Regions from separate parts of the Homo sapiens genome. Here region 1 is linked to region 2. Evidence: chromatin loops called from intact Hi-C (ENCODE). Cell type or tissue: heart right ventricle. All regions are shown on one strand. Each heading gives the region's core, and the rest is flanking DNA. Links, peaks and the distances in the headings are about the cores only. Region 1 overlaps ARHGAP24 (Rho GTPase activating protein 24). Region 2 overlaps MAPK10 (mitogen-activated protein kinase 10).

Region 1 (8,346 bases), core at 294-8,293, 250 kb before region 2:
TGTGTACATAGAAAAGAAAATATAAGTAGTCCCTAAGTGTGTTTTCCTTCATACTTATCCACTGCTCATGGCACACCACATGTTGCCAAAAACACACACACAAGAAGCAGTGCCTTCTTTTTGATTATTTGTGATTCATTGTAAGCATAATATAAGAAAAGGAAACAGCAAAATTCTGGGGATATAAATAGAACAGTTTTTAAGAGAATTTACTAAGGCATCACCTGAGAAGAAAGTTTTGTGATTTATTTAAGAGTATGAAGCAGTGACTAAGAAGAGTTGTCATACAACTTGCTATTTTCTTTTGGGAACAGTATTTCTCATGCTCAGAGGAAATGGCTTAATCAAACAATCCAAATATATTAATATATCATAGAGAGGGATAAAACTATATATTCTGGAACTCTGAGGGACAAAATTCTTTGTACTATATCTTTATTTTTAACAGAAGGGTCTATTTTCTATTACCATTTCTGCTATTTGTAAGAGTAGTTTCCAACAGCCGAATGGGGGCTGTGTAAAGCCATTATAATGCAGTTTACATCTGTCAAAAGGATATCTGAATTCCATTGAAATACTAAAGTGGTAGAGTGAAACAGAGATGTTATATGCCACTGAAGATTATTTTTCTAAAGTTTTCAGAACACTTTTTGTAATATTATTAAGCCAGTGACATGATCAATGATGTGTACAAAGGGAGAAAGAATACTTCCCAAATATAATTGTATACAATGCTTTTTAAATATCCTTTCATCTTCAAAGTGTTACTGCATATTCTTTTTTATTTTTTTTCGAGACAGAGTCTCACCTTGACCCCCAGGCTGGAGTGCAGTGGCATGATCTTGGCTCACTGCAACCTCCGCTTCCTGGGTTCAAGAAATTCTCCTCCCTCAGCCTCCCGAGTGGCCAGGATTACAGGCATGCGCCACCACACCTGGCTAATGTTTGTATTTTCAGTAGAGACAGGGTTTCGCCATGTTGGCCAGGCTGGTCTTGAACTCCTGACCTCGTGATCTGCCCACCTCTGCCTCCCAAAGTGCTAGGATTACAGGGGAGAGCCACTGCACCCGACCTGCAAATCCTTTTATTTAAACATTAGCTTCAACATATTTTAGACAATTTCAATTATGTGACTTTTGAATGAGTAACACTGAGCCTGCAGCCATGCAGGCACTCTCTTTTCATCTGCACTGGTTGGTGTGACATTGTTCTGCAGCTGATGAAATAAAGGTCCACCCTCTTGTACCTCTTGGGTTATCCCCCTTAAACAACAGCTTGAGAAGTATAATGACTGGGGAAAAGGAATAATGTTTACTCAGCAAAGATCCTTTTCGGAATTCGTAGATAATCTCCAGTGCCAAGGAAGTCCCTCCAGGAAAACAGAGGAATATTACCTCTCACCACCATGCTTCTTCCATTCCATGTTACAGTATTGCCTACTTCAACACTTTCAAAACTGGCATCAGTCTCAGAACTGATGTGTGCATGGATATAGAAATTTATACAAAGTTCATACATAGGAATTAATGTTATTCCTGAGGCAAGAAAATACAGTAATAATCTAATGGCCTTTTCTTCATCATTCTCTCTGTGTTGGCTCTATTTTCTATTCCCTTCCTTTTTCTCCCTCTGGAATGCAATATGGTGTATTGGTTGTAGATTCCAGCATAATAGAGTTGACACCCTGCTTGTTTGGGTTTTTGTCAATGGTTCTTTAAGTTTTAAAATATTATTGATCTGACTTTAGTGGCAAATTCTACCTAGAATATTTTTCTTGTCATTTTAATTATTTGGAAATTTGTAGATAAGTGACAATTATTAAATACTCATATCCAAATTATGGGGGTCCTTCTTGTATTTTGGCAATCAGAATCTGGAACAAGACTCTTTATTTGTATGTTATTTTCTCACTTGGATAGTATCTTTGAGAGACCTTACAGATTTTGTTATTTTGTAATTTTAACATGACCACACAATTTATGTCTCTTCCTCAAATAGGGGAGATATTTTCAGTTAATGTAATATGGTAAAAAAAAAATTAAGCTAAGAGCAAACACAAAATAATAAAAACACAAAGCCAAAACTAAAAGTAACTTGTAGTATTTCTTTGCTTAAGGATACACAGCTTATTGTACTTGTATCTTATTAATATATTAAATCTTCCCTCACTCATTCACACATGCTCAACTTGACTCATTCACACATGTTAATATTGGATAGTCTCTGGATCAATATAGGTGCATTAACTGCTTAATGTTTGATTGCATTGATTCACCATCACAGAGTTCCCAGAATTCCCTGGAAGAAGGGCTGTTCCCTGGATGTGGGAAGGTATGCTGCATGAAACATGTCCCTCATAATATTAGGTTGGTGCAAAAGTTATCACAGTTTTTGCCATTAAAAGTAATAGTAAAAACCGTGATTACTTTTGCACCAACCTATACATTCTTGTATCAGAGTTGTGAAATTTACCCACAGTTTAGTTTTATACCTACTACACACACACACACACTCACACACACATATATACAATTTAGAGAAAATTCCAAGTTATCATTATAATATTATTCCTAAGTAGCTGAGAAAAAAGTTTGCTAGAATTTGAATTTTTGTTAACAGTGTTTGAATATCAAGTCTATCTTTAAAAAATATGGGGCTTTCTAAAATAATTTTCTCTACATTAGCCTTCCTATTAATTTAATGCATCTCAGTTGTATCAGAACTTTTCTAGTTCTAGTTACAAAAACTCAACTCAAGCCAACATCAGCAAAAAAATGGAATTTATTAGAACATAAAATTGAGAAGTCCAAGGGAAGATCAGCCTTCAGGCATGGCGTATCAATCTGGGTCCAATCAGGAGAGAGAAACCGCATAGTAATTTGAACAGGGACAGTTTAATATAAAGAATGATTAACTATTACAGGGAATTAGAGTATGCAGGGATTGGCTAATAAGTAAAAAGTACTCTAAAGAATATAAGAATAGCAGATCTAAGGAGCAGCCACTACTTCTGTCGGGGGGAATTGAGCACCCAAGGAAAAGCTCATACCCGAGGCTGAGATCCAGAGCTCTCTGGAGACGCTATGGCCTTGACTCACTAGACCTCACGGTGGTGCTGTGCCCATAGAATTTTCTGCCAAGTCCTCCTTCATTTCATGCTTGAAATTAGCCCTCCAGAGTGCCAGAAAAATTCATGTGGAGGTATCTCACTAGAGGACTCTGCTACGAAACTGCTTTGTGAGGAGGGACTGCAGAAGCTGGGCACTGAGGAAGGTGTGTACACTGGAGGGGCTGGGTGCTGGAGAAGCTGCCTGTGCTGCAGGAGCCTGCGGAGCCAGCATACAGGCTCTAGGAAGCAAAATCCCATTTTCTTCTGCAGTGTCTCTCTATCGCCCTCTACTGATGATAGAGTTTAGCATGGTAGCAGCTGGGAAAGGAAAAAAAATTTTTTTTGTTTTTTTTTTTGTTTTTGTTTTTGTTTTTTGAGATGAGTCTTGCTCTGTTGCCCAGGCTGGAGTGCAGTGGCGCAATCTCGGCTCACTGCAAGCTCCGCCTCCCGGGTTCACGCCATTCTCCTGCCTCAGCCTCCCCAGCAGCTGGGACTACAGGCGCCCGCCACCACGCCCAGCTAATTTTTTTGTATTTTTAGTAGAGACAGGATTTCACCGTGTTAGCCAGGATGGTCTCAATCTCCTGACCTTGTGATCCACCCGCCTCGGCCTCCCAAAGTGCTGGGATTACAGGCGTGAGCCACTGCGCCCGGCCGGCAAAGGAAACATTTTTAAAGGGACATATCCATTTTCACAGAGCAGGCAAAAGGATTAATTTATAGCTAAGGTGGACTGATCTAAATATTCAAATGATGTTAGCAGGATTTGCTTTTTCTCCATTTCTCAGCATTGCTTTCTTCTGGGTAGTTTCATTCTAGGCTGGCTGCCTCCATATTATGGTATGAAGAATTCAGCAGAACAAAATTTCTCTTCTTGTCAATTGTCACAAAAATCCCAGAAGTTAGTATGTTGACTCTAATTAGCCTGAATTGTGCCACATGGCATCCCCAAAGCCAGAAGATGTGTTATTATTTTTGACCTCATTAGATATTATGCTTTCCCAACCCTGCCCTCCTCAGAATGCCATTATCAGACTAAAGTAATTATTTCGGAGGGGAAAGGAGGGGGGCAAAACAACCTTGAATAAATAGAGACACAATATCTGAAGAGCAAAACTACAGAATTTACTGCATGCCTTAAATGCCTTATATCCTGTTGGGCTTTATTTTTAAAATCATTTTACAAGGTTCTAGATCATAAAAGGAAATTAAAGTCATCCAGCTTAGTCAAATCCCTTGAGTTTACTACTAAAAAAGGAAATTCAATGTTTGTGGTTTCAAACCTAGAATTTCTGTTAAAACTGAATCAAAAAGTTGCAAGATATAACTTCTTTTTTAATGATGAGGGGCCCCATCTACTTAACTAAACATATTCCCCGAGCAATAGTGGTATGCCTGTGTCATCTGATATAACTCAACAATTTGGATGGAACCCAAGGCATTATGCTCAGTGAAAAGCATATCTCAAATGGCAACCTACAGAATGATTACATTTCATATAAAATTCTTAGAAATGGCAGAATTATAGTGATGGAGAACTAATCTGTGAGTGCCAAGAGTTGGGACTGGGGAGAGAGTGTGACTATAAAGGAGCAAGAAGGAGCTTTTTGGAGTGATCAGACAGTTGTGTGTCCTGATTACCATAGTGGTTTCACAAATCAATATGTATGACAAAATTCCACAGGACTGTACACCTCCCCACAATGCAAAAAACATGAGTGCATGTAAAAACTTGCAAAACTCCAATAAGGTCTGAGTTTAGTTAATAGTATTGTGCAAGTGTGAATTATGTAATACTGGTTTTGCTCATTTTACTATAGTTTCCAAAGATGTTATCTGTAGGGGAAGCTACCGAAGTTACAGAATAAATTTTTGTACTATTTTTGCAACTTCTAAATGAGGGTAAAATTATTTCAAAATAAAGTTGGCAAAAATGATAGTTAAAAATTGTAGCAAATTGAGGGAGATTTTCTGGTAAGAATCGGGAAACAAAGTTCTTTTTAATTTTTTGATTTTTTCATAGCAAACAAAAAAGTATTAATAATTAGCTTGGATATAGAAGAAATAAAATGGGTGCTTACACTATTCTAAAAATGAAAGATATTTTAATAATATTAGGCTTTAAAAGCAAAGAAAACAATTACAAAAATGCATGCAAATAAAGAGGACAGAAAATTAGAAAATTAGTATGAACCACCCTATGGTACTGAAGTCAGAGATATTAACATGGAATAATTTTTTAAAATATATGCTGAGAATTGTATGTGTGCACATGAATTAGCATAACATGCATATATTTCCTAGCTGTATACACTGAGAGAGGCTGCAAAGTGTGAGGCCCCAGTAACAGTGAGCACACTTAATGTCCAGATTTTGGTTTCTAAACATCATCTTTCAAAAAACAATAACTAGAATGCCTTGGAGAGTTCATTGATTCCAGGGCAGGTGCAGAGAATCTGGGACACCTTGTGTACCAGATTTTAAGGATTTGCTAAGAAAAAAAAACAAAAAACAAAAACAGTGGCATATTGAAAGGGCCCACTAACCAACTTGAAAGAGCTTCTAATGTTCAAAGTGGGAATAATTTGAGCAAGGAAAGAAAGATAGTATCAGATTATAACCCAAGGACTATGATAAAATTACATGAGTCTATACTAATAGAAATAAATTACTGAAAAATTTTAAATGAGGTAGAAGTGAATATTCTTTCTTATAGAAAATTCCAAATCACAAATATCCAAAGAATAAGGAATATAGAAATCACTCTAAAAATAATAATTGCTACAGGAAAATCTATCTATGAATGCTAAAATTGGTGGGCATAATTTGAAGTGGAACCAGTAAATTTGCATAGACTCCAAGTATCTCTTTTCAAATATTTAATAACTATAAAGAGAAAGATGCAGCTTTTAATGCAGAATCCTGGCAGCATCACTTAGCCAAGTGATCAAAGTTAATACTACTGGTAATATACTGATATCACGTGCCTCTTGAGTGACCTACTGAGAGGTCACATCCTCTCTGTGTCATCATTTCTAATAATGTGTAACCTCAATCTGATGATGAGAAAACATCAGACAAACTCAAATTCAGGGGCAGTCTACAAAATCACAGACTAGTCATCTTCAAAAATGTCAAAGTCATAAATGGCAAAGACAGGAATTGTCACAGATTGGAGAAGACTAAAGAGACATAAAAACTAAATGCAGCATGAGATCTTCAATTGGATCCAGGAACATGACAAGTAAAAAGCTGGTGAAAGCAAAGTAATCTCTGTAGTGTAGTTTATAATACTGTACCAAAATTAATTGCTTAATTTGGATAATTGTATCAAGGATATGTGAGATATTAACACAAGATAAAGCTGGGTGAAGAGTATACAGGAACTCTATTATATTACCTTTGCAACTCTTCTCTAAGTCTAAAATTATTTCAAAATTTGTAAAGCTTAAAGAGAAAAATGTTTCCCAGGTTATTGTGACAATGAATCGGGCTTGAGAATCACTGTGCTGATGATTGGTGACTGAGTTTCCTCCAGCTCTTTGCTCTTGTACCAGAGAGTAGAATTGCTCAGATAGAGCAAAGCAGAAAATAGGTCCCAGGCTGAATGAAATAGGGCCCAAATGGTAAAATAGCAAAATCTTAAACCATTGCTGGACATAAGGTAGGAATTAAGAAGAAGAACAGGAGGAGGAAAAGGAGGAAGAAGAGGAGAGAGGGGGAAGGGAAGGAAGAGGAAGAAGAAAAGGGAGAGAAGGAAAGGAGGAAGAGAAAGAAGAAAAAAGAGGAGGAGGAAAATATGCTCAAAGAAACTTCTGAATAAAACTTAATTATTAGAATACAAATCTTATTTCATTAAGCCATATCAAAAGGCTGGAACAATTTCTGCTGCATAGCAACTGAAACAGTCTACATTGAAACAATGCTTATAACCATGTGGCCCTCTGCTAAATGCTGGGAATTTTAAAAATGTTAATGTTTGCCTTATATATTATTCAAGAACATTTTAGCACAAGTAGTTTATTTCCTAGATATTCATAAGATAAATATATGCAGCTTGCATACTATTTTCAGTTGAAAGTTCTCAATAGGAGAAAAAGATCATTCATATTAAGAAATCATTCAAATTAAAGCGTCCTTTTTTAAGTTAAATACATAAAAACACAAAACGTTTTTAGTTAAATACATAAAAACACAAAGCTTGGTACGGCTCTAAGATGAACACAACATATGCCTCAAATGTGAACTATGGATGGTTATGTCTCAGTTATTAATAGTCATTTTAAACTATCTATAGTTTTATATTTTTTATCCTTTTTTTGTTCAAGTATAGCAATTTTAAAGTGCATTAAAAATAACAGTATAATTAGGTGATAAATTTGCTAAACCTATATCCTACTTTTTACTCAGATTCTCCTATTATAATGCCCACCAGATTAGTAGAAGGGTCTGTGCCCTACAAATAGTGCTTTATGTTGTATGATTAGGAAATATTAAATGAAAAATATTGATAACTATATTTCAAGTGTGGTCTAAGTCTAAATTAGGTAAAAGCCTGGGAAAAGTTATCAAGTCTTGCTGTACTTACTTAAATATTATATAACATTTTTCATATACTTGTAATATGATATAAGGCTTCTCTTCCATATGGTTGGTCAGTTGCTCTGCTACAGGAATTTTCTTTCCAAGTAAAAATTGAAATATGTATATTTACAGTGTCATCCCTTGGGCATATGTATAGATGGTGTCTTATGAGATTCCCTAAGTAAAATAGGAGTAACTGAAGTGGATTGCTGAGACTGTTACATTTCTCTGTACTTTAGAAATCATATGAAAATTATATAACTGTTCCCTGTAGATCAAACCATGTGCTTGTGTAGGCAGCAGCTACTTATTCCAACAAAACACGGCTTGTGATCCCCCTTGGGAAGTGAGCCGGCCATCTCAGGCAGGCATTCCTTCCCTGGCAATATGTTAGCCAGACATGGTGAACCCATTATTAATGCATCCATGTATGATAGGTGTATTTACATTATTCAAGCTCAAGAGAATGATGGAGAAGACCACAGCTCTAGCACCATTTTTATTTGGGCTGGATTACTTTCATCAATAAAATGGTATTTCTCCATGAAATTAAGATACATACAAAGCCAAATGACATTTGAAAGATGACTTGGTGAACCTGGACTCTGAAGAATGTGCCGTGTATGTAACAAGTTTTTAATAATTCAACTAAG
Region 2 (8,346 bases), core at 225-8,224:
AAATGTTTTCATATCTTGGGAAAGACATATTCACGTAGAGGAAAGTTAAAGTTCTCTAATCAGATTCAATTCAAACAAGATTACACCAAGATATATCATAATGAAATCAACAAAAATCAAAGACAAAGAAAGGATCCTAAAGGCACCAAGAGAAAAGAAGCAAATAACATTTAAGGGAATGTTCCTATCAAGCTAGCAGATTTTTCGGCAGAAACCTTACAGGCCAGGAGTGTATGGGACAACATAATCAAAATGTTAAAATAAAATAAAAAAACTATCAATTAGGAATACTGTACCCCACAAAGTTGTCCTTCAGAAAAGGAGAGATAAAGTCTTTCCACAACAAAAGTTGAGGGAGTTCACCACCAGACCTGTCTCACAAGAAGATGCTTAAGAGAGTTCTTCAGGCTAAAAGAAAAGCATTCTAATTAGTGACACAAAAACATGTGAAAGTGTAAAACTCACTTACAAAGATAAGTACACAGTCAAACTCACAACACCCTAATACTGTAATGGTGGTATGTAATTCACCTATATCTTTACCATGAAGGTGAAAAGAAAAAAACTACTAAGAATAACAATAGCTACAATAATGTGTTAAGGCATCTACAACCACCTGATCTTCGACAAACCTGACAAAAACAAGCAATGGGGAAAAGATTCCCTATTTAATAAATGATGCTGGGAAAACTGCCTAGCCATATGCAGAAAACTGAAACCAGACTCGTTCCTTACACCTTATACAAAAATTAACTCAAGATCGATTAAAGACTTAAATGTAAAACCCAAAACCATAAAAACCCTAGAAGAAAACCTAGGCAATACCATTCAGGACATAGGCATGGGCAAAGACCTCATTACTAAAACACCAAAAGCAATTGCAACAAAAGAAAAATTGACAATTGGGATCTAATTAAACTAAAGAGCTTCTGCACAGCAAAAGAAACTATCATCAGACTGAACAGGCAACCTACAGAAAGGGAGAAAATTTTTGCAATCTACTCATTTGACAAAGGTCTAATATCCAGAATCTACCAAATTTACAAGAAAAAAACAAACAACCCCATCAAAAAGTGGGCGAAGGACATGAACAGACACTTCTCAAAAGAAGACATTTATGTGGCCAACAAACATGTGAAAAAAAGCTCATCATCACTGGTCATTGGAGAAGTGCAAATCAAAACCACAGTGAGATACCATCTCATGCCAGTTACAATGGTGATTATTAAAAAGGAAACAACAGATGCTGGCGAGGCTGTGGAGAAACAGGAACGCTTTTACACTGTTGCTGGGAGTGTAAATTAGTTCAGCAATTGTGGAAGACAATGTAGTGATTCCTCAAAGATCTAGAACCAGAAATACCATTTGACCCGGCAATCCCATTACTGGGTATATATCCGAAGGATTCTAAATTATTCTGTTCTAAAGACACATGCACACATATGTTTATTGCAGCACTATATACAATAGCAAATACTTGGAACCAACCCAAATGCCCATCAATGATAGACTGGATAAAGAAAATGTGGCACATATACACCTTGGAATACTATGCAGCAATAAAAAAGAATGAGTTCATGTCCTTTGCAGGGATATGGATGAAGCTAGAAGCCATCATCCTCAGCAAACTAACAACTAGCACAGGAACAAAAAACCAAACACTGCGTGTTCTCACTCATAAGTGAGAGTTGAACAATGAGAACACATGGACACAGGGAGGAGAACATCACACACCAGGACCTGTCAGAGGGTTGGGGGCAAGGGAAGGGAGAGCATTAGGACCATACCTAATGCATGCTGGGCTTAAAACCTAGAAGCTGGGTTGATAGGTGCAGCAAACCACCATGGCACATATTTACCTATGTAACAAACCTGCACGTTCTGCACATGTATCCCAGAACTTAAAGTAAAATTTTAAAAAAAAGTGTTAAGGGATACACAATATAAAAATATGTTAATTGTGACATCAAAAATTTTAAATGTGGGAGGAATGGTGGAGTAAAAGTATAGTTTTTTAAAAATGCAAGCAAAAAGTTGTTATCAGCTTAAAGTAGCTTGTTATAACTATAAGATGTTTTTGTAATTCTCATGGTAACCACAAAGTAAAAATTTATGGTAGAGACAAAAAAGATACAAAGTAGGGAATCAAAGCATACCACCAGAGAAAATTATTTTATCAGAAAAAAAAGACAAAAAAAGAGGGGAAGAAATGAACAAAGAACCTACAAAACAACCAGAAAACAATGAGCTAAATGGCAGTATTAAGTCCTTACCTATTAATAATTACCTTGAATGCAAATTGATTAAATTTTCCAGTCACCTTGGATGTGAAGGGGGCTGAGGGAATAGAAAGAAAAGACTCCAAGGTATCTCATTATCCAGATGAAAACCTGGATAGAAAGTAGTGCCATGAATTGGAAGGAGGAAGCATAGATTTGGTGTAGAGAGGAGATATGGCCAGTTTAATATTTAATATGTTGATTTTGCAATGCCAATTTCAATTCCAGTGACTGTTAGATTTATACATCTGGAACTCAGGCCAGCTCTATGGGACGATGTGTAGAATTGAGCCATTTATGATAATTAAAATTAAGGCTGTGGTGGAAGATAAGACTCCCAGAGAGAAAAGAAATAAGGGCTATAAAGAAAAAATTTCTGAGATGCACAATTCTAAGGGAAGAGAGAACAACCCACATTGAGCAATGGAGGCTGCAGGAGAACAGGTGTGCTGCCACCACAGAAATTAACATGCAGGGGTGCAGAAAGGAAGGTGTTGTCAGCTTATTCAAATGGGCAAATACATGAGATACCCATTTTTTTGGACTTGGCACCTAAGAGGCCACTGGTGAATTTAGAGAAAGCAGTGTCAATGTTTAAAAAGTGAACTGGAGTAATTGTGAGTAAACAAGGACTAATGTTTTATAGAGACTTGGCTATAAAGCTATAAGTCATACTTCCATTGCTAAAGGTAGAAGTGTAGTTAAAAATAAAGGTTTGCTTTGATTCTTTGTTCTTTGAAATGAAAGAGACTAGAACATGTTTATTTGTAAGAAGTAATTGCCACTGGAAACTGAAACATAGGACACACACAGAGAAGGAAGAGACCCACATGCAGAAAACAAAGGCTATAAATAAAAGAGTACAGTGTCCTGGGTTTTCCTGGATCTTGTGTAAATGACTCCATCACAGCATTATCATGTTTTCTTCTCAACATCTTCATCATTCTACTACCATTCGTAGAAAGTGGATTTTCATATATTATCTCATTTAGTCTTTGTGACAAACCTCCTATTCCAAGTATGCAACTGAGGCACACAAAGATTTAAAAATCTATGAGTTAGTAGCAGAGGCCATATTTAAACCCAAATCTAACTGAATACAATGTCTGTGTTCTTTGCATTTTTCCACCCCAGGCTTATAGTTCCTACTAATTCAACCTATTGAAATATATTTTAACGTTTTATTAGGCAAACAAAGCAACAGAGAACAGCAGGGAAAAAGGCGACTTTATCTCTAGCTGACGGGGCTCTTGAAATGCTGTTAATCAGGATTCTAGATACAAATTTCCACGTCCACTCAGAGGGGCGAGAATGTGCAATATATTGTGATGCTGCCACCTTGTGGCAAGAAAAAATGAAAACATTAAGAGGTGCTTTGTGTGCATATTTATCATTTTCAATTAAATTGCTCTAGTTTATGGTTCAGCTACGGCTGCACATTGAAATCATCTGGGAGTTTTAAAAATACTGCTGCCTAGATCCCACCTCAGAGATTCTGATTTAATTGTTCTGGGGTGAGGCCTTGGTGTCAGGATATTTTTAAACTTCCCAAATGATTCTAACATGCAGCAAAGATTAAGACCTCTGCTCTAACCACTTATACAGTAGAGAAGCAAGTCTTGTCATTTGCCTAGTTATGTTTCATTTGTATAGACGCAAAAGAAAACATTCTAGAGAAAGTAGGTGATTTTCTCTCAATCTTTAATGGCATCTAGTTCTTGGTAGAATACAATGATTTCTGGACAGATATATCATATACTATGATTTTAAAGAACAGGACAAAGAAATTTGTGAATTGTAATCAAAGTGGACACAAGATTTGTGTCTCATAATCAAATGCAGTCCGTAGACTAAAGTGAGCAGGGAGAATCTCTGAGCCTCATAATGCGTCACAGGTTTTCTGAAAGGAACAATGGAAAGAGCACTGAAGCACCATTGACTCTGGCACTAGTAAGATGAGTGACCTTGAGCAAGTCACTCAGTTTGCAATGAAAGATTTTCATCTACTGCTTTATTCAAGAGAAACTAGTTCCAAATGTTCAACAAATATCATACCAGGTAATTCAACAAAACTTTCTTAAGTACTTGCAATGCGAAAAGCATGGAATTATAATGTGTTATAAATGGAAAGCACTAATGTTGCTTAGAGACATCATAGCATTAGGTGACCAGAGGAACCTTTGAAAGCTAGTAATGCAAATTTTAATTATGATCTGAACTGAGTGTAATTAGAAAGCTTAATTACATAATGCTCCAGTGGTTTGGCAAAGAAGTTGAATTCAGTTTTCTCTATTTTTCATTCTGTTCTGTAGTTTTCTCAGATTTATTTATTAGCTCTACACCATCAAAAAGTGTAATCATGTCTTGAAAATGAAATTTCTCTTTCCTGCTCCTTGGAAATTAAAATTTTCTATGGTTCTTTAACTGAAAAGTTTCAGTAATTGCACCACCAATCACCCAGTGCCTTGGTCAGGAATCTTTCTTTCTTCATTCGTTCATTTAACACATATTTATTAACCCTCTACCATATGATATTACTCATCTTTGAATTCCACCTCCCTTAAATTCCAAATTTAATTATTTACAATTCATGTCAATTATTAGCTTCTAAACATCTCTTGAATATTCTGCCCATGTCTACAGTGATTTAGATTACTACAGATCTATCCTCCTGCCTTCTAGCTCCCTTTTCTCAACTCCAGTCCCACACTGCAGACAGTGGCCCTTTGAAACTTCAAATCTGCTAATGCTATTGCCCCACTTCCTAGTGAATGGCTTCCCTTCACCCTAGGATAGCATGCATGGTACATGACAATGCTTGGGAACTCCTTCCTTATCTGGTCCCTGCTTACCAGCCCAAAATAATTTCTCACCCTTCTCCATTAAGTCACTCAGAAAGCTTAAAGCTTTGCAATTCTCTCCACCCTCTCTTGACCCTGGGATTTTTGCATATACCCTTTCTTCTGCTTGCCTTTCTTCACTTGGATAATTTCTTTTTTAGCCCTTCATGTTCCTGTTTGAAAATTAATCACTCCAAGCAGCCTTCTGTAACCCACATTACTGGGTTATTTTTATGTGTTTCCAATGTACAATAAGCTTAAAATTTGGAATACGTATCATCAACATTTACTTATTTATCTTCTCACTAGACCATGGGACAAAGAATTGAGAATAAAAGACCTAGGAATCCAACTTACAAGGGATGTGAAGGACCTCTTCAAGGAGAACTACAAACCACTGCTCTCTATTTGTCTGTTATTCGTGTATAAGAATGCTTGTGATTTTTGTACATTGATTTTGTATCCTGAGACTTTGCTGAAGTTGCTTATCAGCTTAAGGAGATTTTGGACTGAGATGATGGGGTTTTCTAAATATGCAATCATGTCATCTGCAAACAGGGACAATTTGACTTCCTGTCTTCCTATTTGAATACGCTTTATTTCTTTCTCTTGCCTGACTGCCCTGGCCAGAACTTCCAATACTATGTTGAATAGGAGTGGTGAGAGAGGGCATCCTTGTCTTGTGCTGGTTTTCAAAGGGAATGTTTCCAGCTTCTGCCCATTCAGTATGATATTTGCTATGGGTTTGTCATAAATAGCTGTTATTATTTTGAGATTTTGGGCTGAGACAATGGGGTTTTCTAGATATACAATTGAAAATCTAGAAGAAATGGAAGCACAGTATATAGTACATAGTAGATATCCAACAAGTATGAACCATTGATGAAGAACAATTATTTGCATTCAAAAATCTACGATATATTAACTCGGAAAAATTGGTCAGGTAAAGAGATGAAATAAATTATGACATGTCTGACATTACTCAAATAATTTTTAAAAAGTAGATTCCAGCTTTTGATATACACATATTAGCCACACAATCATGGGCAATGTGCTTAACATCCATTAACATCCTGAGCTTTAGTGTCTTCAATTCTAAACACAGATACATTCATTCAGCAAATATTGATTATATGACTACTAAGGGCCAGACAGTGTTCTAGGTAGTTGGGATACAGCAGTGCCCCAAAGAGTCACTGTCTCTCTTTTTACGCATCTTAAATTCTAGTTGATGAGACAGATAATAAAAAGAGATATATAATGTCAAACAGTGACACATAGAGAAAAAAGATTAAGAGGCTAGAGTGTAACAGAGTACTATTCTATTTTTTCTTTTTAGTTTTTTTCTTTTTGTTTTTGTTTTACTTTTTAAACTATTATTAGTATTATTTTTACAAACACTTGTACCAAGGGCTGACTTTCAATAGATCACAGCAAGGATCCCCTCTGCTACATATGAAACCCTGACCCAGAAGCAGGTCATCTACTTATGTTTTAGTGCCAGGTTACACACGAATGTGTGTTACATGACGGGCAAGGGGGCGGCCGAAGAGTACTATTTTAGAAAGGATGGTCATAAAAGGCTTCTTTGAGAAGGTAACATTTGAGCAGAGATTTGAATGAAGTAAAGGAGGGAGCAATGTGAATATCTGGAGGAAGAATGTCCCAGGCAGAAGGAAATACAATGCAAAGACCCTAAAGGGGGAGCTTGCTTGGTGTGGTAAGGAAACCGCAAGGATGCCATATACTGGTGCAGAGTGGAAAAGGGAAGCCTAAAGGTGATATCAGAAAAGTAGGCAGGAGCCAGACTAAGTAGAGCCATGTTTTCCAAACTGCAGTCATGAAAACAAATTGGTGTCATCACTAGCACCTTTTAGTGTAACTAAGAAGAGTAAAATGAGATAGAAAATATCAGTGTATGGTTTTTCTTTTGTGTGTGTGTACGTGTGTGTGTGCACGCACGTGCACTTGTACACGCATGCTGGGTTGCAATGTAAAACACCCTTCTTACTATGGGTTATGATAAAATTTGAAACAACACTGTGGTAGGGCCTTGCAAGCCATGATAAGTACTTTGAGTTTTGTTATAAATATGATAAGAAGCCATTGGAAGATGGGAAGGTGTTAGCTGAGGAATTATGTGAATGTAACGTGTTTTACATTTTAAAAGGAAAATTCTAGGCATTCTGCAGAATGGACCACAAGGGACAAGAGTGGTGCTGAGAGATAAGTCCCAGAATATTACATGGTCCAGGGTAGAAATGATGTTTGCATAGATGAAAGGATGAGAAGTGATCTGAGTCAAGGTATATTTAGAAAGTAAGTTCAGTTAAGAGTTGTTGAGGATAGTCATCATTTTCTAGAGTTTTTATGAGGCTTAAATAAGATTGGATATCAGAAAGGGTTTTATAAACACTAGAGAAGTGCTCAGCAGAGTACAGCTGAGTTCAATTCAAAGGGCATTTACTGACCATACACTATGCACCTGCCATTACTCTCACTGTTTTCTCTGCACTCGGTAGATAAAACTGAATTTCTGCTCCCAAGGAACTTTACAGCAGTAGAGTTGTGGAAGATAGACATAAAAATGAATCACTGCAGCATAATGCACAATATGATAATGGCATATGGAAGGTTCTAAAGAAAATGAGTTAACTTAAAATTCTGAGAAGCAGTAGCTTTTGTTGCAAGCCTTTCTTTTCATAGGTAAAAGATCACATTAGCCCCAAGGATATTCTGTAGGACAAATATGAGCTAAAAATGAACTAGAAAATAGCTCTAGGTGAAAAACACATCGAACACAGATATTGCTGAGTTAGTCTATTAAAGCCACATGTCATTTGCACTTTTGCCCTACAGTCACAAAACAAAAGCAAATGAACAAGGGAAAGAGGATCTTCAGCCCTCCTACATAAGTAACATGAATCAATAAGGAGTCATCCTGGAGACCACAGAAAACCACACTCTTCCAGTTAGCATCAATGAATAGCCCCAGGATACAAATCCACAGTGAATGAAGAAACATAGCTACAGAATTAGAAACATTATTAAGGAAAATTGATTTGAGTATACTTCACTAATGTTAGAGGGATAATATTATATTTTAGGTTGAAATGTAATAATTTTTTTAATTCCAAAGTGTCTATTAATTTTAAAATATACATACTTTTTGTTACAAATATTTATTTTTCCCCTTCATACCACTAATCTCTGTGAAAAAGTTTAGA

Evidence for each region. Hi-C counts contacts between places; a loop is a spot of excess contacts. Peaks named below come from ENCODE experiments on the same cell type or tissue, not always from the same donor. Only the 100,000 strongest peaks of a DNase experiment are listed, where the experiment ranks them.
Region 1: a loop joins it to region 2, with 12 times the contacts of the local background. A loop is called at or near these places in 43 of 110 quality-filtered maps.

The regions. Positions count from the first base shown.
Region 1 is chr4:85,793,708-85,802,053 of GRCh38, forward strand. The region is part of intron 3 of ARHGAP24 (Rho GTPase activating protein 24); the gene reads left to right. Among named protein-coding and RNA genes, the nearest start is that of MIR4451, 75 kb to the left of the region's middle. In heart right ventricle, for the core only: a CTCF peak has its summit at 3,365 (motif pointing left); a DNase peak (open chromatin) is centred at 3,214; H3K4me3 peaks cover 910 bases; H3K27ac peaks cover 647 bases.
Region 2 is chr4:86,040,577-86,048,922 of GRCh38, forward strand. The region is part of intron 11 of MAPK10 (mitogen-activated protein kinase 10); the gene reads right to left. Among named protein-coding and RNA genes, the nearest start is that of MAPK10-AS1, 75 kb to the right of the region's middle. In heart right ventricle, for the core only: a CTCF peak has its summit at 3,623 (motif pointing left); no DNase peak of the experiment used is centred there.